Regions from separate parts of the Mus musculus genome. Here regions 2 and 3 are each linked to region 1. The links are chromatin loops, found by intact Hi-C in ENCODE. Cell type or tissue: heart. All regions are shown on one strand.

Region 1 (8,000 bases):
CTTTCCCGGCTCTGGTGTAGATGCTAAAATATCAAGATGCCCATGAGCATTCCTCAAATGGACTGGTGCTTTACAGGGAGAAAAAGAGCAAAGTCTGGTTATGAAAATTAACAAGGAGATAGTGTTACATCAGAACTTTGAAGGACACATCTTAGAGGTTAAGTGTACAGATCCACACACCAGGACTTAATTTGGGCATTTGGCTCCTCTTTGAAAGTAACAGATGGTCCTGGGGTCGGGTGTGAAAGGAAGGGCAGGCAATGCATTCTATGAACTGGGGTGCAAGGTGCAGAGAATGCCGCTGTCCTGGGCACTTGTCCTCCTGTTGTGATAAAAGAATTTTAAAGAAAGAGGGGATTGTTTGACCTGACAGGTTGAGGGAACCCTCAATCCTATTAAGGAAGTCAAGGACCTTGATATATCTAATTAGGAAACAAGGGATCCCATGGCACTGGGGTGCAGAGAATTGGGAGGTAGAAGCTAAATACTGGGGATTCAGGGTCTGCATTGTGAGAAACAAAGATCCTCAATATTATGAGCACTGGATCTAAAAAGGCATGAATACGCTATGCAAAAATATGAGTATCAACCCCTGGAACAGAGAGTCATGTAAGCAAAGCAGTGATAGCTGCTGCTGTTGTGCCAGCGCCTGCTTCCTAGAGAGCCATTTGTACCATCTCTGGCTTTCCTGACTGGACCATGTGCTATTTAGGATGCAGACATATTCGGTTTGCCTTATTTTTCCTGCAGAAGTAGATCATTGGTACAATGATCAATGGCGTCTGTACTGCTTACTTCACAAACCATCTAGTCCAACCGCTGGCTCAATTAAATTTGCCAGTGAAAGCCAAAGGATTTTGAATGACCTATTTCAATCACTGCATGATAGCATCCCACCCTATACGCTAGCATCCACACAGCATATCCAACCCAGGTTTCCTGACACTCACTTCTGTCCAGTTGCTCCTATTCTGTCTATGCTGCCCAATTTAATCTAAAAATAAGCAACAGTTTGAACATGAGAAGAACCTGGAGATTGGAGACAGACATCTACTTATAAAATCAGACTTTTACAGTTGTAATGACTCATTTGTATAGCAAAGTGTAAATCCATGGGAACTTTGTATAAACCTCTCCTCATCGTCTCGACAGAGCAGAAGTTAATATATGATCTTAACGACTCAGTCTCAAAGATACTCTGCTCTGTAGCAAGCTTTGGTGATCTTGGGAGGAGTCCCACCTCAGGGTCAGAGGTGCAGAGGCTCCGTATTGCTGTCCTATCTGCTGGCTCACCTTTCCCATTAAGAGACTGGAAACATAATTAGGAGACAAGCACCACAGATGCTACCATTTACAACATCCAGAAGAAGCCGTTGAAATGGGTAAGACATGAAAGGATAATTTTGCTTATACAAAATAGCAGACTGCAAACTAACACCAAGAAAAACAAACAGGCAGATGGAAAGAGTGGAGAAGACATTGGCACAGCTGTGTGCAGGATTTAGACACCCAGATGCGATATAATTTTTTTGGAGGGGGTGAGTAGTATCTAACAGAATATTCTGAAAACAAACAAAACAAACATATTGAAGAGTACTGAGCCCTTCATCTTCCCACGCACAGGTTGATCTTTTCCACAGGCATCTATTTCCTCATATCATGGTTTTAGAGGGTCATTTCCTGGGGGATGGATGAAGAGAGCACAAGGACAGTCAAGATAAATAAGCGTCCATCCTAGCAGAGAAAGCAGCAGCAGTAAAATCAACAGCTGTGATTGCCATGGGAGAAGAAAAATGTAATGTTATCTAAAAGACAGTGAACATCGGGGTTAGTGCTATCAGCTGTTCTCTTCACATAGCTGCACAAGTGCATGGCTGCCTTATTTTCCACGGGGGGAGGGGGAGGGAGAAAGGGAGGAAAGAAGGGAAGGAGAAAGAGAGAGAGGGGGAGGGAGAGAGGGAGAGAGAGAATGGGAGGGAGGGAGGAGAGAGAGGTAAGAAAGGAAGGAGGGAGAATAACCTAGAGAAATAGAGGAAAAAAAGGGAGAGAGAGAAAGTGGAATGGGGAAGCAGGAGGGGAAAAAGGAAGGAGGAGGGAGAGGAAGGGATGAGAGAGAGATGGAGAGGGAGTGAGTGAAGGAGAGAGAGAGAGAGAGAAAGAGAGAGAGAGAGAGAGAGAGAGAGAGAGAGAGAGAGAGAGAGAGAGAGAGAGAGAGAGAGAGAGAGAATGCTCAGACTTGAAGAGGGGACAGGAAGTGAGATTCATCACTCACTGAGAGTTTCCACTATTTCTAGGCCGCTGGGATGGAAACTGCAAATATCATCTTCATTAAAGCCTACTCTTTAAAAAATGACAGCAAATTAACAAAACAACATAATAACAATAGCGCCCTCTCTGATGAACTGGCCTAGTTATATCTCAGAGTCCAGAAGCTGAAACTGTAGGAGGAGCATCAAGGGTTTAACCTGGGGTCTCTGCTATACCCTAGAGAATACACTTTAACCAGGAGAATCATCAGAAAAATACTTCTGCTACATGAAACCAAAGGGAGCAGCAATAGTTATTTTGTAAAACTAAGCAGGAAGTTCTGTTAGGCAAAGGATCTGCTTGGAAGGTGCGTTTACTATCAGGCCACTGTAACAACCTGTCCTTCACTACTCTTAAATTTGGCCTGTCTGTCTGTCTGTCTGTCTGTCTGTCTGTCTATCTGTCCGTCCATCCATTTTTGTTTTCCTTTTATTGAGAGCCTCTGGAATAAAAGACATTAAAACTTTCTCATCTTCGTATCAATGTAGGAACGCTTAACTCTGCTTGGAATTCCTGCTTGGCCAGTCTGTAGGAGGCCTTACTTATAAGAGTTCAACGTACAAAACAGAGCAAGCCCAGAATACATGATGGTAAAGAGGTGGTCTGGCATCTGCCAGCCAGTATCTAAGCAGTTCCTCATCAGAACTGGTTCTTTTGTCCTTGAAGTCTCAGGATGCTATTTGGCACTTTCCCATCGCCGCCTTGTATGCTCACAATATCCTATGTTTCAGAATGATGATAGCATCCATTCCCAGAGCTATTTTTACTCAGGTATGTTTTTGTCTCCTCTTCCTTGAAGTGGTCTGGCCATGTGAAGTGAGTCCTTATTTTAAACAAAATAGAATGGTTCTTTCTAAACTAAGATTTTCTCATCTGTAATGTACAGCTCTTAAAGCTTCTTGCCCATGCAGTAGATGCTAAGGAATGTTGCTTCCTCTGTCATCTACTCTGTTTTCCTTCCCCAGAAGAGCACAGCACTGGAGGCCAGAGAGTACCAGGTCCTCTGGGATGGGATGTGTGCTGACCCATGGGTCCCCTGCCTGGTGCTACAGCGGGGGAGGTAGAGTTCTCATATCTCCAAGTATGCATCCTTTCATGGGAAGATAGACATTGTAACTTGTGCATTCTGCATTCCAGTTCATGAGTTGTTCTCAGCAGCTATTCTGGGGAAGGGGAAAGAAAATCTCACAACACTTTCCCTAGAGAAGAGATGCCAATGTCAACTGTTAGAAAATGTCATTAAAGCAAATGAGAAACGGGTTGAGGACATTTTTATGAGCCTAGAATACTGAGCTTGGAGGTTTTATGGAGACCACAGGAAGTCAGAGAGACAATCACACTCATAACCTTTTTTTAGAGTCTGGCAGTGATCAATCTTTGTGCTCAACAAGAGTGTGCTTTGGAAAAGGGAAGTTATCATTGGGGACCACATAGACTTTTTCACAGAGCTGTGGACTCAGTAGAGAAAGAGTTTTCCAAGACGAGTTACTGTGGGCTCATTAACCAAATCCTTTCAGAATTGCAGCAAAAGCCCTCCTTCATGATCTCAGCACACACCAGGAACTAATCTTTGGAGAATGCTCTCTGCTGAAATCAAAGTGTTTGTCATGTGACACAGATAATCTCTGCCTATCAGTTTTCTTCTTTCTTCGTATGACAAAATGAAACTCAGAAAGTCCAATGCTTTGTCCTCATTCAGAAATAACAAGAGGTGGAATCTGGATTGAACTCATTAGTCTCTCCTTAATCATACTCCCTCCCCAGCCAGCCCTAGAGAGGCAGACAAATGGCAAAAGTGGGAAATAAAACTATACTTACGGAATTGTCCCGAAGTGAAATTCCAAGGGTTTATTCTTAGGGTCGCAAGGTCAGCATGGATACTTTCCTTTATAAACCAGGAGTTGCTCTGAATATATTCATGCACAGGGAGATAAATTCATTTCTAACGCTTTGTTTTCTGGCTTTAGAGTCTTGCAGATGTGTTTTCCCTAGAGCCTTGGAAGATGATGCAGAATATTCCTGAAATGCTTTGCTCTCCTATTTACACTGACATCTCGTGGTAGCATTCTGTGACTGCAGTCTTCATTGTCTCAGCTGTCAACCTTTGCATTCCATCATCAATTGTTTAATGCATTAATTGAACTAGAAGTATTAATAAATACTTGATAGGTACCAGGAATTGTGTAGAGCATCAGGCAATGTTAAAACCTGATCATAGAAAAACTGTAAGAAAAACCAAATAGGAAATTATTCTAGGAACTCAACATTGATAAATATAAGACCTATAATCTAGTCTGCATGCCCCATGGGTAATTCTGTAGATTCATTAATAATTGTACCATTTGGGGGAATTTACTGTCTTTTCATTGACTGTAACTTGCAAGGATCATCACACAGATTTTAGATTTGAAACAACCAAAACGAAATCATCTCATTTAGAAACACAAGAATAAGGCTAGGGTTTTGAACTTTAATTTTCACCAAATATCAAAGTCATAAGCTTACCTCATGTGATCAGGCAACACTGAAAGATTCATTCAAATGATTGGGTGCGGTTCAAATGGTTCCTGAAGAATAATTGAATCTACTCCTAAAGAAATGGCTCTGCTGTTAAGTGTGTTTGCTGCTCTTGCAGTTAACCTAACCTGTATATTCTTGGTCCAGGGAATCTGATGCCTTCTTCTGTCCTTAATGGACACCTGCACGCAGGTGCGTATGCCCACACATCAACATACACACATACACACATGCAAAAGTAAATCTTTAAAAGCAACAAAACTCTATACCATGCTATTTAGGCCATAAAAGAAAGGAATTATCAGATCTCCTGTGTGGGTGACATCTCCTGTGTGGTGACATCCTCTTCATCTTACTTTAATGCACCAACCTAAAAGCCCGCTATGTTTGTGCATGTGTTTTAACTCATTTTCTTCTACAAATCCCTAAATACATGAATACATAAATAAAAAGAAGCTCATGGTATGTGTACCGTTTTGTAACTTGCTTATTTTGTCAAACTTGCTAGTTTTCTTGCTGTATTGCAACTTATTTGGACCATATTTGCAGTATCCAAGCAACACTCACAGTTACATGTGTGAAAAAGAACACCAGGCAGGCTGGGCTAGTGTTGCTGTTTAGGATTCCACAGGAAGGCAAAGCCCTGCACTCACCAGGACCCTGTGTAGAAACGGCCCCAAGCTCATTCACATGAGCCAAGATTTAGATTGCCATCGGACTCAGGACCCTTTTCCTGTGGAATGCTTTTCAGGGACAGCTTTTAGGTTTTGAGGCTGTTTGGAGGCCTCTCTTAGGAATCCATTTGTCTGAGAGATCAGGATCCATGGCTCATTCCCCGATGTTCTCTTCTGCTGTTATCTAGGGACATATCTCAGCATTTGAGGACTCTTGTCACTACATTAGACCTTTAAAGCCCACACAACTAATTGACCTTAGTTACATCTTTAAAACCCCTTTGACATCCATGGAGATGGCAGCAGGGGGCACTAGTCATGGGCTTCTGTAGAATTCTGTAGGAACTAGCACTCTTTTGGGGCTGCAGGCTTAGCTCTGTTTGCAGAGTTTTTACTTAGTACACCTTAAGTCCAGGTTTCCATCTCCATTACCACATAGATCAAGCATAGCTACCTAGTGCTGTGGTCCCAGAGCTCTGAAGATGGTAGAGACAGGAGGATCAGAAATTCAATAGTATTTTCAGTTACTTAGAAAGTTTAAGGCCGCGCCAGGGATACTTTAGATGATGTCTCTAGCAAACAACCCAAGGGCTATCATCCTCTCAACACGTGCGTGGAAAGAGTCTACTCTGAGCTCCATAGCCACAGCAGTCACTCACCATCCATGGAGCTGATATGCTAATACTGGAGGAAGGCAAGTGTCTTCTATGTCATGTTATTAAGCATGCCTGGTGTCTTTAGGCTTGTCGGTCATCTGCTCCTGTTCTGACATACAAGACTTCAAACATGTCCTCAGCGACTGAACATGTCCTGGTCCTCTCCTATCTTTCTGATCCATTTCACTTGAGACCCCACCTGCCAACTTCGTTCATCAGCTGGGCCATTGAGAATGCATCCGGCTTTACCTTCCTGTATTTCTCCACTCAAATCTCTTTACTATTTCACTCCAGCTTCCCATGGTAACCTAACACCTGCCTCAACATTAAGAGTCACGTCTGGCATCATCTAGACTCTCCTCTCATAAGCACAGGGAGAGCAAGCTAATGACATCTGCCTGTCTCCTTATGCAGTCACTATTGCCAGTTCCAAGGATGCTCCTGTGCTCTGGTGATGTGTTTAAAAAGATACACGTTTTTCTGACAGCTTGGCATAGGTGAATTCACAGTTCCTATTGAGCAAGAATCATAGAACAATCTAACACATCTGTGCTTTCATGTGCTCTAAATCCTATTTAACTCACGCCCTTGCTTTTATCTGTATACACTTCCCTCCTTTAGTTTCCCCTTTCTTGTCTTCCACTTTGATGGGAGCCCTCAAGCCAATTGGTTCTTTGCTGTAGAGGATAGATGATACTTCCTTTCAGGATAGTTTTCATACTAGTTAATCGCAGCACAGGATGGGAAATTTTTTTCTCCTATTGCTAATTTTAGCATCTCAAAACTAAAAACAGTAGGACTTCTTTTACTTTTCTAACTGAAAAGAGTATCTTTGCTACTGTTTTCATATGCACGAATTCTTCCTGGAGACCAGGGGCTATAGTTCCTGGGAGAAAAGAAGGAATTTTCATTGAAAGTGTTCTGCCTGGCTCTGCAGACCTCTCTGAAATTAACTTCACATGTTATCCAGGCCACTCTATGTTGCCACGGAAACCGACATGTCAGCTCAGCAAAAAATAAGAAACAGATAAGTAAGAAACCGCAGATGCTACAACCTTTTTTTCAATTTCTCTTTTGTCTTTGTACAGGTGTGTGTGTGTGTGTGTGTGTGTGTGTGTGTGTGTGTGTGTGTGTGTACGTGATATGTTTATAGGCATAGGAGTGTGCTTCCTTTTCAAGTATAAGCCTGAATGAGAGCTGATTGTCAAAAAACCACATTGGTATGTGTGTGTGTGTGTGTGTGTGTGTGTGTGTGTGTGTGTGTGTGTGTATGTGTGAGATTTTTCCTGGGACCCCTCTATCCTGCATCCTGTCTTCACAACTCTTGAAACTCCTTTAGATAGTTGGTCCAGGCTGTGGGACTAAAAAGAGAAACTTTTTTCTATTAATAACTAAATGATGTTTTAAGAAAAGAATTAAAAAAAATGGTTATATAAGAAGAAAGCCCACTATTGGCCTGAGAACTAAGCCACATTCCACAGAAGAGAAAACAAAAAAGCCATAGTCAGTGTTTAGCTAATGCCTCCGCTGTTAGGCCAGGTCTGCTGCAGCCCAGAACCAGGGAAAACATTTCATTGAGTTCTCAGAGAGTTGTGTAAAGGTTCCTGTTTCAGCCATGTCAGGGAGTTACCCATTAGACAGTGCAGTCAAGTTACACTTCAGTTTGAAGAAAGGTCTATTGAAAAGGCCAGTACCTGCCTTATACTCACTGAATTATTCATCTTAAGAGGGTGGCAAGATGGGACAAACTCTGAGCTCCCCATGTGATCTCAGCAGCTTCATCTGCCCTGGTGAAATGTACTTACCCGGGTGTGTATAGCTATAGCTGAAGCCTGGAGTCTCAGTC
Region 2 (8,000 bases), 71 kb after region 1:
GTATCCCAAATGCTCTGTTTTCTCTCAATACCTCCTTGAGCCCACCCACCTTTAAGTGTGAGCAAAATCAATTCTGAGCTACTTGTATTCTGACCCTTCACTTTTACTGATGTGCTTGCATAGCACTCACATTAGCCAGCAAGTTCCATGTAGGTAAAGTGATCCTCTCCTGCCTCTTCTTCATTGCCAGTGTCTGACTTTTTCTTACCATGTCTTCTTCAAGGCTTGTGACACACTAATTTTATGGAGAGTTTAGAGGTTTTGTTTCTCTGAATTTGGTCTCTCCCAATAGATTTCCTAAGGTTATAGATGGTTCTTAAGTATGTTCCTGTTTAGTAAATTAAAGTCATGATGGATAGAGTTAGAAGTTCTGGATAAAGAATAATCATATGACTGCTACACAAAGCACAGAAAACAGAAGGAGAGAGAAATAAAATATATTCTCAATGAGTTCTCAGGGAAAACTCTAATGAAAAAGAGTTCACACTGAAAAGATAACATTGGGCTACCCAGGCAACTCCATTCAGTCCAATGGATGTTTATTCTCCCATATGGGTGGCGTGGAGTTCACTGCCAGGCTTAAAATAATGAATGAACCCAGAAAAGACACAGAGACATCAAACAAATTGCAATAGGTAGTTTGATGGATATGAAGGGGGCAGAAAACCTTGTTACTCATTTTAACTGTGGTCTCACACAATACATATGCATGGTAATAATGACAATAAAAATATCTGATTTGTGGAGCGTACTGAGGGATTAGGAAGATGCAGTGTGGGACGGAGATAACCAACTCGAAACTCATCTGCACATCCAATTCTCAACACGAGTGAATTTACCCTCACTGGCCTAGCAAGCATCATTTTCTTTCCTTATGTATAGCTTGCAAAACCCATCGCTTAAAAACTGGCAGAAAAATGAAACAACATCACATGTGGCAGGTTCAGAGAGAAGCCAGTAGGAGAGGGTCATGAATTAGAGTAGAAAATTGTGAGCTGAATGGGCTAGGGTGTTTAGGAGTCTCATTCAGGTCATAATTAATTATAGGTGTGTGAGCCTTTTCATTCGTTTTGATTAACTGAGCTTAGGTGATCAATTCTAGTTGGCAGCTCTCACAGAAGATGGAATTTCCAGTCTGAGATGGAAATCACTCAAATATTAATCAATCCTTAGCAGTTTTCACATGACATTCTCCCTTCTACCAAGTCCCGCGATTCAACCAGGCATCTGCACATCACATTTCTCTGTGGCATCTGGAAAACTATGAACGGCTGGAGCAATGGCTTAGCAGTTGCTAGCACTGACAGCTCTTCCTAGAGGACCCTAGTGGGTTCAGTTCCCAGCATCAGCATGGCAGCTCACAGCTGTTTGTTGCTCCAGTTCCAGGGGACTTGATACCCTCACACAGACATACATGAAGGCAAACTAGAAATACGATTAAAAAAAAAACAAAGAAAAGAAACACAATGAATTAGTTGATGAGATTTAGTATATAGTGCCAACATATAAAATTTTTCTTTCTTGGCTATGTAATGAATGAGTGGATGAATGAATCCATCATAAATGTATAGTGATGGTTTGAGCGAGAAAGGTCCTCCACAGGTTCATGTGTGTGAGCACTCATTTTTCCAGCTGGTGGTACTGTTTGGGAAGGCTATGGACCCCTTATAAGGTAGAGCATTGCTGGAGTAATGTATGTGTGTGTGTGTGTGTGTGTGTGTGTGTGTGTGTGTGTGTGTGTTTGCTATGATGTTTTGAATTTTGTATTATTCTGATTCCTGTGAGTATAATGAACAAAACTAAAATTAGGTAACTCATATTTTTTAAAAAGAGTGTTTGGGGTCATAATCATATACGTGCAAAGTTGAAGTCCCATATCCGGTGATGGCCTACTTACCATATGGGGTTTGACAAAAAGCCTGGAGCTGATGCTCTGTGTCCTCTGGTCAGTCTCCCTCTCTCTTCTTATAAGGACAGCACAGTGCATTAATGAAGACTCTACTTTGGTGACAGAGCAAAATGGACCCCCACCCCCACCCCTGGTAATCATGCTAGGCCCGAGTGTCCATAATACTTCACAGTGGTGAAACAATTTCAGCTCAGGGAATCAGCGGGGAACACACTACACTCATGTCCAACCAGTGAGCAGTTAATGCTCTTGTCTGGACTGCCTTTCCTGCACACGCCCTTTATATCTGTGGGTTCCTTCCTCCCCAGTCTGGTCCCTCTCCCCTGCTTCATTCCATCTGTGTCAGTTCTCACTTTTCTGACTTGTTCCTTCCACTGGCATATGCGTGCAGAGATGTGAGAAGGGAAGAATGTGGGGGGTTGTGGACCCCTTGTCTGCCACAGAGCACTTCACACAGCCTTGCCTGAGTAAGACTTCACAGTCTCTGTGCTTTAGCACGTCATTAAAAAATAATTCAGTGCTGAGAGAGTGTTTTCTTGACACATTTGACGCACGGCAACCCACAGCTTAGAGGGACACGGAAGCTTCCCAAGTCAGTATTAGTTCCACGCCCCTTTTTTAGTTTAATCCTTTTTTAAAAAATTGTGCACATGAGTGCTGTATTTGCATCATTTGCATTCCTCCTTCCCCTCTAACTCCTCTCATATCCTCAAATTCATGACCTATTCTTCTTTACTTATAATCAGTAACACACACACATCCAACTGACATTTTAAAAAAATTCATTTTGGATTTAAAATTTAGAATGAATGGCCCTTTAAACAGAAAATCTTGGCTTTTTTGATCAAATAATTAGCCTTTGATTAGACTAGGAGACCAAAGACAACTTATTCTTAAAAGCATCATACCTCCCTGGAGAGCCTGTGAAGGCATTTTACTTCTCTGAGCTTCAGAGGACATAGTGGGGACTGCACACTCAAGCTACTTTGGAGAAACCCACGGAACGAAGGTTCTAGAACCGCAGGGCTTTGCCATTAGCGCCATTGCTGCTACTAACTGCTCGGACTATCATTACCAGGCAAACTTTTCTCTCCAAACTCAGTATCTCTCTGTTTTATGCTGTGGGGAGGAGATGGATAATGATAAGTAGAGGAATTCTCAATCCCCTTCCAGCAGAGAAATGCTAGATTTCAAATCAAGAAAACAGAGCCAAGTCATATTCAATAACCCATTTATATGATGATTATGATTATTATTTTGGCTTGAGAAACAGAAATTTGTTTCATCCTGTGGGACTCAGCTTTCAATCGAGCAGGTGTGGTGATAGATAAGTCCAGACCTCCGTCAAGGTGAGCTTAAGTGAACAGAATCTAGATCCTATACAAACCGCAAACCAATGTGCTTGCAGGCAAACACACCTCTTTCTGAGAGGCAGCCTCTGGATTGCCTTGTAGTGTGGCTCTGGCGCCCCCTCGTGATCTCTTTCGCAATTTTCCTGCAACTTCAAGAACATTGGTCATTGGTTCTTTTTTTTTTTTTTAATATTTTTATTAGGTATTTTCCTCATTTACATTTCCAATGCAACATCCTTAATCATCAGGGAAATGCAAATCAAAACAACCCTGAGATTCCACCTCACACCAGTCAGAATGGCTAAGATGAAAAATTCAGGTGACAGCAGATGCTGGCGAGGACGTTGAGAAAGAGGAACACTCCTCCGTTGTTGGTGGGAGTGCAGGCTTGTACAACCACTCTGGAAATCAGTCTGGCGGTTCCTCAGAATATTGGACATAGTACTACCGGAGGATCCCGTAATACCTCTCCTGGGCATATATATATCCAGAAGAACATTGGTTCTTGGAGGAATAAAATGCTTTTTAGGTAAAGTCTTGCCTGATGATTGCATGGAATCTGAGAGGTTCACGGATGGGATTAAAGATGTATCCAAGGAAAAGATGAAGAAAGTGACTGTTCTTTTGTTGCAGTAGGCAGAAAGGCAGGGATTACAAGAGACATTTACATTCAAAAGTAACATTCACAATACAGCCAACTATAAACTGAGATGTTTCCTGATTGGTTGATACAGTATATTCACTTAAGTATCGTTTGTTATTTTAATTCACACTAGTAGAAGCTGACTGCTGCTTTAGGAAGTATCTTGTGTTAGTGACTTTGTGTAGATGGGAAAGAGAACCTTGGCTTTTCCCTCTGTGTGTACCTGTAGTGGGGAGTGAAGAAGGGCAGGGGTGGAAGCAGGTAGGTGGTAACGCCATGTGGGGGGCATGGCAGACAGTGGATGGTAGAGAAGAGCAGATTAACTGGGCCAAGAAACATTAGGCATAGTGGAAAAATCAGAAGAGAATGAAGAAGTGACAGTTTTGGTGATCAAAGATGAAGAGATTTCCGTTGGGGTTGAAGGAATTAGGGCACAAACTGTGTGAACCTGTAGACGTCCCACATGAGTCTGGCAGAGGGTGTTTGTGTTAGAACTGTCACAACAGCCTTAAGTGTGACAAAAGGGTAGGACCTAATACCAGCTGAAGTGGGCTGAGACCTTGGACATTTTGTGAGGTAGAGTCCGTGCAGTTCTTTAGAACAGAAACTATGTTTGCGGGGCTGGAAGATGGCTCAGCAGTGAAGAGCTGTTGCTGTGTTAAGCTTGCTTTGCAAGCTTCAGGATGAAAGAGCCAGGTATGCAGTAGTGGCCTGCTGCTCCAGCTCCGTGAACACAAAGGAAGACCAATGGGACTCGCTGGCTGCCAGCCTAGTGGGCAAACACAAGCTTCATGTTTAACAAGAGACTCTGCCTCAAAGAAACAAAGAGAACAGAGACAGAAGACCACACCTACTGCCTTCTGCTAACCTCGGCAGCATGTGTTGGCATGTATGTGCATGCGCAAACGCACACACTCACACAGAATTACAGTTTTTGCAAGCAAGAAAACTACTTTTGCACGAATCTGAGCCCCTTGAATTTAACTCTAAACCTCTGGAATCTTCAATGGGGAAGCATGTTTGTCACACCATGCTGACATCATCAGCATCTGACTACTCCCTCTGCTCTAAGTTCCCGATGGGAGATAGCTCAGTACTGTTGCAGTGGGAACTTGCTGTCTTTGTCCACAATAAGCCAGAGGGACTGAACTCTGATATTTCTCAAAGTTGTGCACTTAGGTTGAATAATGCTTGTGAGCTTGTTTCAGAGTTTAATCAATGTAATGAGTCAGATAAAAGAAACCTGTTGTCAGTTAAGGGGTGAGGTGCAGGGTGCAGTACAGGCGATTTAGATGCTTCCACAGCACAAAGAGCTTGCCAGTTGGTAGAATAGAACCCTTGAGAATTAACAACACTGGTTACCTTCAGAATTTCTAAAAGACCAACTCTGATAGGTAGAAAATCATTTGTCATTTTAGAATTTGTTGGCAATTTTAAAAAGTCATAATTTTAAAATAGTCTGTGAAACAAGTTAAAATTTAGAAATATTAAATTCATTTAGTATTTCATCTATGTAAGTTGTCATCATGTCCCTGAATATTTTTTAACAAAATAAACTTTCTTTCTCTCTCTCTCTCCCTTCCTTCCTTCCTTCCTCTCTCTCTCTCCCTCTCTCTCTCTCTCTCTCTCTCCCTTCCTTCCTTCCTTTCTCTCTCTCTCTCTCTCTCTCTCTCTCTCTCTCTTTCTTTCTTTCTTTCTTTCTTTGAGAACATTCTGGATTTTTTTGAATCAGCAGTAGATATTCCAAGTAGATTGAGTGGATTGGTAACTTGGGAAAACACTAGAACTTCCTATCAAAATCCGGGTTTAGTTGGTTTCCAGTCCTCTTCCCAGTGGGGAGAGGGCCTTTGGGGAGGCAGACTGGGCCAGGGTGTTGGGACAAGGTGCTGGTTTCTGGAATCCCCACCTGTGCTTGTTCTGTGACTCCAAAACTCTAGATAGGATTTACTACCTGGAAAGAAATGGTTGTTGATCATTGTGCAAAGTGATCATTGTGATCTTTTGACAGTTCAAAGTTCTTGTCTGTACTGGATCAGGTGGAATGTAAAAAGTTCCAGAGTTGGACCTACAGATTAGAAAGCTAAGGGGCGTGTACATGGACTACAGGATTCTTCTCTTCTTATGGGGGACTTAGGCTCTCATGAGGTTCCCTTTACTTAACCAATCAATACAAGCCACTGTCTCAAGAAGCAGGGTTGCTAAGCTGCGTATTTTTCCTCTGCAGAACACCCTGGCAGATCCCTAGAGTACAGGGGAAGGGTCATTACTTTTTCACCCAGAGAATGTTCACCAAGATATTCCGCACCCCAATGTTGAATGCTGTTCATCTAGTTTCTTATGAGCAGTGCTGTTTGATAAGAGTTTGGCTCCTCAGATAATACATTTCTTAGTTCTGCTCTGATTTTTATCACTTCTGAGCCTAGGAGTAGTTAACATATCTTTCATAGATCAGACGATAACAATGCTGAAATGAGAGTGTGCATAAATACAAGAAGCAATATAGCATGCTGTGTCTCTACTTTATACTCCCGGGTTGATGGATGTAGCCTTGTGCACTCTCAGGGTTCAGATGAAATAGTCTCTAAAATGGATTACTCTGTATTTGAAAGCAATTTCTCATGCCTGCTTCAAGAGTTCAAGAGATTCAAAGATTGTCTTTGGAGATTTGGGAGCTGAATACTGACCGGGGGGCAGTTAACTAACAAGTGGAGAATAGACTCTTAAATAAGGAATGGCTTAGCAAATGACCTGAAATAGTCACATTGCGAGATTATAATTACAGGGATGGAGCACAAATGTTTTCTTTCTGATATCCTCTAAGAACATCTCTCTTTTGCCAGTGGTAGAGCCTTTTACTCAATCATTTAGACATTTGGTTATGTTGCATTTACGTGGCTTTGACTCACTTATTATTCCAGAATTACAGTGATGAGGACTACAGTGAGTGACCGCAGGGGCATAGCACAGTGCACTCCTGCTACATTCTGGAGTCTTGACTTTTCTGTAGAAGGTGGGCAGGGATGCAGAATGGCACAAGGTTGCTCTTCAGATGAGCGAGATGCTCCCCTCTCCTCTGATTGTTGGGCAGTGGGCTAGTACTGACTGACTCAGACGCCATCATATCCTACCAAAGTCAGGCACTCATTGTGGCTCAGCCTGGCTGGATCTGGATGGAAGACTTGGCTTTAGCACTGACTGGATAAATTATCTGAACACAGACAGACATGCCATTGTGCTGTAAGATGTGAATCAGACTTAAAAGACAGCACCTACTCTCTTTGAAAGGGCTTCCTTGGCTACAAAGTGGAGGTGATGGGGATCGCTTCACACCACTGTGAACCGGGTCACGCATATTCATGGAACACAAGAACACATGCTGGCCCCTGACACAAACTCCCAGATTTCCCTGTCTCCCCTTCTGCCCTTTCTTCCCTCTCTTCCTCTCTCCTCTATCCCTCCCTGCCACTCCAAGCCTTGTTCAGAATGTCAATAGATGAAGGCTTAATGCTGGTGCTGCTGCTGCAACTTAGTGGACACACACACACACACACACACACACACACACACACACACGAAGTTCATAGCAAAGGAAGCAAAACATATAATTTACTTTGAAGTATCCACAGTGTACCAATTGGCAAGGTCTTAGAAAATATTCCAAGTTCAGTCATACAAATAATTAGACTGAGGATAAATTAGATTTTTTTCCACTTGAATTTCTATAGTCCTTGGCAAGGGACAAAAAGTGACATTTTCGATAAATATTTAGAAGGAACTCTTGATTTAAAAAAGAAAAGCAAAAGACCAGAGTGAGAGAAAGGATGTCCTGCCCAAGTAGATCCATTCTAGTCCAGTGCAGTGTCTCTATTTCTGATAAAATCTCCTATGGGGTAAGCGTCCTTGCATGGGAGCATATTGCACGTGAGCATGCTGTTTTTACTTTGAACTGTGTTCCTAGAAAATCACCCTGTTTGGTGAAATAAGGTTTTCAGAAAGTAGAAAACCAGTTTGGAGCAGATGCCTTGCCTCAGGACAAAGACTAGAGAACGATTCCAGATGCTCTCCTGGAGATACCAGGGTCATTCTTTACATAATT
Region 3 (8,000 bases), 91 kb before region 1:
TTGGTGTGTTTCTTTTGGGCCTGGATACTTGCCATCTGCTCAGCCCCAGAGAGACCCTGGAGGGACCAGGATCTCTCTCCTCTTGTCTGGACCTGCAGGCAAGGAGCCGGCAACCATCTATCTTCCTCCTTTTCTACTTTCCTTTTTTCTCTCTCTGTCTGTCTCTATTCTGTCTCTTGTCTGTCTCTGTCTCTGCTTCTGTCTCTATTGCTCTCCTATCCTTTATCTCCCTTTCCTCTCGTTGTCATTCTTTTCCTCTCCTCGCCTTTCCTCCCCCCACCCCCATATATTTGATGTCAAGTCTAGTGACCTGAGTTCAGGTCCTGCACATAGACACACAGACACAGACACCCTCCCCCCCCCCCCCACACACACTTCAGAGAGTTCAAGTAATTTGCCCAAGATCACAAGCCCAGGTACAATTCACATTTAGGCTTAGCTGCCTGCAAAAGCCAAAGCTTTAATTACTTCAAGCCCCCTTGTAGTTGGCTACCTTCTAGCTGGCCACCTAGCATCGACATCTGTTTAAACCATATTTTTCTTGTTTTTGTTTTATGGTATCTTGAATCTCCCCGGTGGCTACACTGAGTGTAGCTATTGCAACAGATTCCACCAGAATCGTGCACTTTTCTGGTTTCCCTTCTTTCCCCATCCCTTAACATCCAGTTTTAGTGTTTCATGTCTAAGATCACAGGACATCCTAGATCCAAAAGTCTCAGAGTTAAAGAATTTTCCATTAAAACAATTATCATTGACTTGATTCCTAATAAATCTCTTGTCTCAGAACAGATGACTTCACTGAAAAGTTACCTACTTAATTACGTTGATCCTAGCTGACACTGGCCATTCCAACTCTACTCACAAAAGACCAACTTACTCAGCAGTCTTTGGAAACACCTACAAGCAGACCCTGGAGCCCCAAGTCTACAGAAAACCCCTTCATGTTTCCTAATGTGATTTCATGCCAACCCCAGCTCCATGTTACTCTAATCCTGTCCACAATTGGACCCCGTGTCAGCATTTGGCCTGCTTGCAACTCTTAAGACCTCTCTCACTACCTGGTCCCTGTCCATGTTTCCTTTGAAGGGGGAGGTTGTTGTGCCTCAGTTTCCTTAAAGATTAAAACCTTCCATCTTGGAATCCTACAGAAAGCCCCTTAAATCCAAGAAGTAAATAATTTACAAGAAGTAAATAATTCAAAAGCTTCAGCAATCGACCAGAATTACAAGGTCTCTTAACCCTCGACCCATATATACATATGCAATAAGGCCTGCTTGAGACACTCTTGGACTACCTGGGCTGCCTATAAGAGGCTCACACAAGTGGAGGAGCCTAGAAGAAACCAATTAGCCAAGGACCCAGAAGAGGCTCTGACCAACTGAGCTGTCTGGAAAGGATACTCTGGCTTGGATCCCAGAATCATTTCTATGGGAGGCAAGGGTATGAAGAAAGGACTCACACAGAGACACACATACAATGGAGTGGGGGTCATTTTGAGTTCAACTACTGCAACCTGGAACCTCAGCATGTTATTAGGTATGGTACTGGAGAGGTAGCTAGTCTCAGAAGGAAATCATTGTAGGTGAGCAGTCTCTGACTGCAAGAATGGGGAGGAGATTGCTGCAGTTCATTGTCTTTGCACACACACTGAACTCATCCATAAATAATCAAACTCCTGAAGATAACATTGCCATTCATCTTGACTTTGACCCATATGGATAATGGCTTTGCCAGTTTATCATGGGTCAGTTTTTCTGGGTCCTCAACAGCTAGTGCCTATGTCAAAATATACATTATCTGAGGATTTCACCTATTCAGGGATTCCTCCAGAGCTCCAGCATGTTGAGCTGCCTGGAGGCTGTGATACGAGCTCTAGGTTTCCAGCTTTCATGAGCTGTCACTCATACTGGTGTGCGGCTTTCGAGGATGCAGCTGCCTTTGAGTCTTTTCTGTTCCTGTAAGTGACCTAATCAAACTCATTGGTTCACCAAGTTGGACTGTGGTGGCATCCATACTTTGATCTGTCTTTGGTTTCCTGTCTGGAGTCAATATTTGTTCACATCTCCCTAGGAATAAATGTTACCCAACAAGTTCAATGATACTTTTATATTTCTTTAATGACAGAAGAAACTCAGTATCTTACTTAAGTCACTGAGAAGCAAACAGTTGTAAATCCTTCCATCTTCCCATGCACTAAAGAGCTGAGTTTCTAATAACGTACGGATACAGCCAATCACCATAAAATGGGATTCAGAATTCCTAAACCACCATTAGACACAAGGACTGGCCTAAAGACTTAGATGAAGCCAGATGAACTGGTGTGCCTTTCCCATCCACTCTGACTTCACTGGCTTTCAAGTGATTGTTTCCACTTGTTTCCTCCATCTGGAGATGCTAAACACATTTCCTATCTATCCAGAGGCTGCCCACAAAAACTGGTTCTGACAGTCACTGGTCCTAAACCAGGGAAGCAAGAGGAAGTTCTCAGAAAGAAAAGATGAGGCCCACCTAGGATCTCTGTTGTCATAGAATGCTGCTGAGTTAGTTAGATATACAGAGATTTGTTTTTAACCTCTCTAGGCCCTATCCCCCTCCTTACTCTGGAAATGAAATTCATTCTGAGCGTCCTTTGCAGGATAAAGTTAAGGAAAAGTAGAATGTTGGACTGGATTGGAAGCTCAGGGCTGGTGCAAATAGAGAGACATAAAATACAGACAACACAGGGGTCATCATGGTGGTTGGAGGACAAGACATGGCAGGGTGTGATTTCAAAAGGGGGAGTATTGAGGTGACACGTGGAAAATGAGTTATATATAAGGGGATTTTCAGGACTGTGGAGAGGAGCTCAGATCCTGGCTGATTGACCCATTCTCTAATTCCTGGGGAATCTGTTCATTGCAGAGGAGAGGCTGTGCAAGAGACATAGCTTCCCCTCCGTGCTCTGAATTCACTACTTCCAGAATGTTTACAGAGGCTTCAAGGAGTGAACCGAGTTATTAAAAGAGTAGCAATTAGGGTGGCCCATCCCAGCAATTTAAAGTTTCCTGTCTCAGGAAGCATGTGGAGGCCAGAGGAGGGGAAAGGGAGGATGCATTCCTGTCTCTTGATTGGATCTCCCCTAGATTCCAATTTCTGCGAGTAGAAGCAGGAGGGAGGGAAAGGTTGCCTAGTGCCAGCTCTGCTCCCCAAGGATGGACATGCCTCCACAGATGTTGCAGCAGCTGGTTAGGCCACTCCTCAGAGTCGAGTCTTTAGCTCCCTTCTTTTGGGGATCCTGGTTTAGTTTTTGAAGGTATTTTTTTCCTACCTACAGAAATGAAGCTCTCCTGGAAGCTGGTTGAGGAGTCAGGCTGTGCACCTTGGCTACAGGGAACATGTAAACAGAGGCTGCCTAGTGATTTACAGCTGCTGTCCAAGAGGGCTTCTCCAAACACCAGCTCAGCCCAGCAATGAGAATGCTCACTCTGTCCCCTTCAGACCTGCTCCAGTGGAGAAGGAGGGATTGCTTTGTTCCGATGCTCTTGGCCACCTCTCCTGCAGCCTGGAAGGGAGTTGCCAAGTTCATTTCTTCCATGCAACCTGAGCTTCCGAACAAAGGCTAGAGAGAAGGGCTTTTGACAGGCACACTGGAGTCAGTCCTAGGCAAAAGAGATTTTTTTTTTCCTGCTAGGAAGTTACACAATGCTGGGTAGGTCCTGTGACCTGTGGTCACGGTTCTCCAGAATCCCAAGGGGCCCATCCAAGAAAACGCCCATGTTTCTAGCCTTACAATTTGCATTCTCCCCAGAGGACTTCATTTCTCTGACATGGTACAGAACTTGGTGCAAGTCAAGGGCCCTAGGTACACTGGGGACAGCTGTTATTTGAGGCATGAGCCCTTGCACATTATATATATATGTGTGGGGGGTGTGTGTGTGTGGGTGTGTAATTACATCCTGGCTTGCAGTTCCTCAAAACAAGGTCACGGACATCTTCCAGTGTTCAGGTTTCAGCTTTGGGCTGAGAGGATGATGCCTTACTTTGATAAATTGACATTTCATTTGAACCTAACAATTGGCAGAAAGTAGGAATACGAGTGAGTACCCAAAAACATTCAATGGAGTGCTTTGGTGCTGTTTTCTTTTCTTCTGTGTATTTTTCTTTTTTTTTTTGAGAGAGGTTCTGTTTTTCTTATGACCATCTTTTTTCACCCAACTTTTTATATAGTAAGCCCCAAAAGGGTACTTCAAAAAAAAAAAAAAAGTATGAGTAACACTTTAGAAGCAACCCTCTACAGGTTACTTTCCACAGTGAGTGAGATTTGGAAGTGTCGCTTTCCGATGCCTGCGACCTCTGCTTTGGTGGAGGGGGTGTTTGCAGCAGGGCGTCAGTCCTGGGCATGGATAGTGTTGGTGGGCTTTTCACCTAGAAAGAACACAGGGTTCTGTTTCGCAGGTTGATGTTCTCCCCAGGAAGGTGAAACACTGAAGGACAAGCCACATCTCGAGCCAGGGGGGAATGCACACTTACTTTACCTTCCAGCAGTAGAAAGCCTCTTTCATCCCAGAAGAGTAGAAACTTCCTCCCGCCTTCAGGAATTCTGCTACACTTCCTCTGTACCATAGGGCTCCTGTTGTCCACACTGTGTCTTCTTCCAAGTCTTGTTCATGCAACTCTTCAATAGCAAACATGAGCAAACACAGTGCAACTGACGAGACATTTAAAATGGTCTTCTCCCCCTGGAGTTCACGGTTGCTTACAAACAACACAAGTGTCCACACTTTCACACATCTTGTTCCCAAGGGTCACCACAGATCCTAGCCTTGTACTTCTAGTGTTCAGAAAAGTAGCTTCCCTGGGAAGAGAAGTTAGTTACGCAGTATTACTGTTCTCTTTCATCTTTCCAGATAACACTTCACTGGGATTCCTCTTCATATGCACGCACACTTATGTGCACATGAGCATATATGGACATGTGCATTCAGATGCCCACATAGGCATGTATATACTTACACATGCACATATTTACTCATGCATTTGAAGGTATATAATAACACACGTGCCTATTCCTTCACATGTGTTCAAACAGGTCTACTCCACATATTTATTCCTACATGAACACATCTATATGTGCGCATATATGCATACAGAAAGATACACTCATGTAATTCTCTGCCTCTCATCTCTCTCTTTCAGTCTCTGTCTGTTTTGTCTTTTTCTCTCTGTTTCTCTCCATGCCTCCAAATAAGTCAGTATCCTCTGCTTTTTTATTCTGATGTAAAGAGTGCTCAAGCCATAGTATCTCTATACATCATCCTGGTGTCTACACAAATGCAGCCTGCTCAGCATTTTGGAAAAGGAATTAAATACAAGTTCTTTAACAGACTGTAAGGGTCAAGGATGTAGGGAACAGGAAACTAACTGCCAATAGTATGTTCTTTAGATGTTATTATCAACATCCCTGTGACCATGGGCAATTATTTCTTCTTTGTAGTACTTTGTACTCATTTAAAATATGAGAGAACTGGGGCTAGAGAGATGGCTCAGCCGTTAAGAGCACTGACTGCTCTTCCAAAGGTCCCAAGTTCAAATCCCACCAGCCACATGGTGGCTCACAACCAGCTGTAATGGGATCCAATGCCGTCTTCTGGGGTGTCTGAAGACAGCTACAGTGTTCTTACATATAATAAATAAATAAATTTTTTTTAAAATCTGAGAAAACTGAAGGAGATAACTTTTAAGGTCATTTTAACATTGATATTTATTTCACATGACCCTGAATTCTTATTGCTTCCAGTCCATCCAATAGCTCCACTGAAGGAGACAGAACATAGCAAGTCTGAAGTTTATGGAGTCAAAAAGACATCAAGAGTGTAATACTAAATAAAGCAAAGCACAGAGAGGTGTCTCTTCTCTCTTGGAATCCTTGTCTACAGCACAACAGTTCCATTACAAGCATGCAAGCCACCAGCATGCACATGGATAGCTGCTGGGAACATTCATTAGCAGAAGGATGGCATTGATGCTGATGAGAACCATAGCCAGACTTCATCTCACACCAGACAGAGCTGCTGTCATCACAAAGATGAAACTGTGAAAAAACAATGAGAAGGGAACCCATGTGTACTGTCAGCACATGTGTGACAGTGCAATCAGCATGGAAAACAGCATGGAGGTACCCTCAAATCTGAAAGCAGAAATACTGGATAATTTAAAAAAAAATCTCACTTCTGGGTTTTTATCCAAAGGAAAGGCAGTTAATATGTGAAAAACAAATCCCCTCCTCCTATGCTCTTTGTGACATTCTGGACATGGAGCCAACTCAGTGACCATCTGAGTCAAGGGTGGTGATGATAATAGTGGTGGTGATGATGGTGGTGGTTGTGGCAGTGTTGATGGTTATAGTATGGGGTGCATGTCTATGGTGTGTGTGCATGTGTGTGTTACCATCAGCTAGTTAAAATTTGTTTGCTTTTCATGGGAATAAATTTAAATCAGACAAGCCTTTGGTGGTCCCTGTTTTCTGAGCACTCAGAAGCAGCCCCAGAAACTTATGTCCAAGCCCTGGTAGATAAGGGCCCACTACTCTAAGTTTCAAGGCCAAAGACTTGGGGCTATGTTGCAGTAAATCTCTCCAACCCAGATATGCCCCGGCAATGAAAATACAACACAGTTAATATGATTACATGCTATGCACCTAGATTGGGCAGATCTACCACTACACTATCATCTTCCGTAGCTTATGAGACCCCTTAGAACTTTTAGTTTCTCCAGGCCATGTGCTTCTGCTCAGATTTTCTCTTTCTTCCTCCTCCTCTGCATCCTCTCCCTCTTCCATTTTCTCCTTCTTCTCTCCCCGCCCCATCACTTCTGCTCCAACTTCCCTGTTATCTGCCAAACCATCAGCTCTCCTTTATTTTATAAATTAAGGTGGGAAGCAGGTTTACAGGAAATCACCTGAGTGCTGACTCATTCCTTGTTTATAACCACTCACAGGAGAATGGAATTAACATCAAATATAATTAGCCCCAGGGCTATCCACAACATTTCCCCCTTTCTGTCCAATTAAAAGACTATTTTATCTCAGATATAATTGAACATAACTATTACTATTTTTGTAATTTATAAAGTACAAGAGACCTAACACCCAGTCCATCATGTTTGTTAATTAAACAAAACCTCTGTCATCTATCCTTACTTAAAAGACTTATAATTCTACATCTGGCTATGTCTTGGCTTTAGATTGAATGCCATCTGAAAACCATCCTCTCAAAACTGTTCCTCTCAAAATAAAAAGCCTGGGTTGGCTAGGAGACTATGTAGTCTTTCAATCCCATCAGAAATCCAAGAACGACTGATATTAACTGAAAATATATAGGAAACCTAAAACAGCTTCCAAAACTTAGACAATCCATTGAGACTGCTGATCACCTGGACAGTCCCTTACTTTAACATGTTGGAGCATCGGTCTTCAGTCTACTGGCCAGGGTCATCTGACAGACTTAGAAAAACCGGAATATTAAAGACTAGCCTACTCTTGTCTCGGCAGAATCAAGCTGTCCTAACCTGTAATTGTGTCCTTTCTTTGGACAGAATTATGTCGTAGATGAATGAGACAATTGTTGCCTAGTGGCTGTTTCACCACATCTGGAGTAACTCGAAGATGCTTTTTTGAATCCAAGACAGGGAAAGCTGTCAGGAGCAGACTGGTCTCAACAACAAGTGAATAAATAACATTAAACGTCATATTCTGTGGACTTCTGACGTTTTTGAAAACCAACTATCTATGTAAAGTAATCTAGACTTGTCTGTTAACTACTCTCAGCCATTTCTCATTAAAATAACTGAGAACACCCTAACAATAAACTCAGAACCATGAATTTACTATTTGGCCCTTAACTCACGGGCTTAAACATCTCAGATCTATTTATAATAACAGCGATAGAAGGACTGGGTTCAAGCCTTGTACTTCAAAATTTTTAGTATCAAAGACCACCTATAATAACCACCCCCAGTCCCAA

What was found. Hi-C counts contacts between places; a loop is a spot of excess contacts. Peaks named below come from ENCODE experiments on the same cell type or tissue, not always from the same donor. Only the 100,000 strongest peaks of a DNase experiment are listed, where the experiment ranks them.
Region 2: it touches region 1 in a loop (7-fold over the local background); 10 of 42 quality-filtered maps call a loop at or near these places.
Region 3: it touches region 1 in a loop (6-fold over the local background); 8 of 42 quality-filtered maps call a loop at or near these places.

What each region holds. Positions count from the first base shown.
Region 1 is chr12:15,602,629-15,610,628 of GRCm38, reverse strand. It overlaps Gm40287 (a long non-coding RNA gene), which reads right to left and starts at 4,296. Exons shown (of 6, transcript XR_872503.1): 1 at 4,126-4,296. In heart, CTCF peaks have their summits at 2,396, 4,368 (motif pointing left) and 5,794 (motif pointing right); no DNase peak of the experiment used is centred here.
Region 2 is chr12:15,531,359-15,539,358 of GRCm38, reverse strand. No RefSeq gene overlaps it. Among named protein-coding and RNA genes, the nearest start is that of Gm40287, 71 kb to the left of the region's middle. In heart, a CTCF peak has its summit at 3,379 (motif pointing left); a DNase peak (open chromatin) is centred at 3,358.
Region 3 is chr12:15,694,122-15,702,121 of GRCm38, reverse strand. The region is part of intron 1 of Gm40287 (a long non-coding RNA gene); the gene reads right to left. Among named protein-coding and RNA genes, the nearest start is that of Gm40287, 92 kb to the right of the region's middle. In heart, no CTCF peak of the experiment used is centred here; DNase peaks (open chromatin) are centred at 3,151 and 3,641.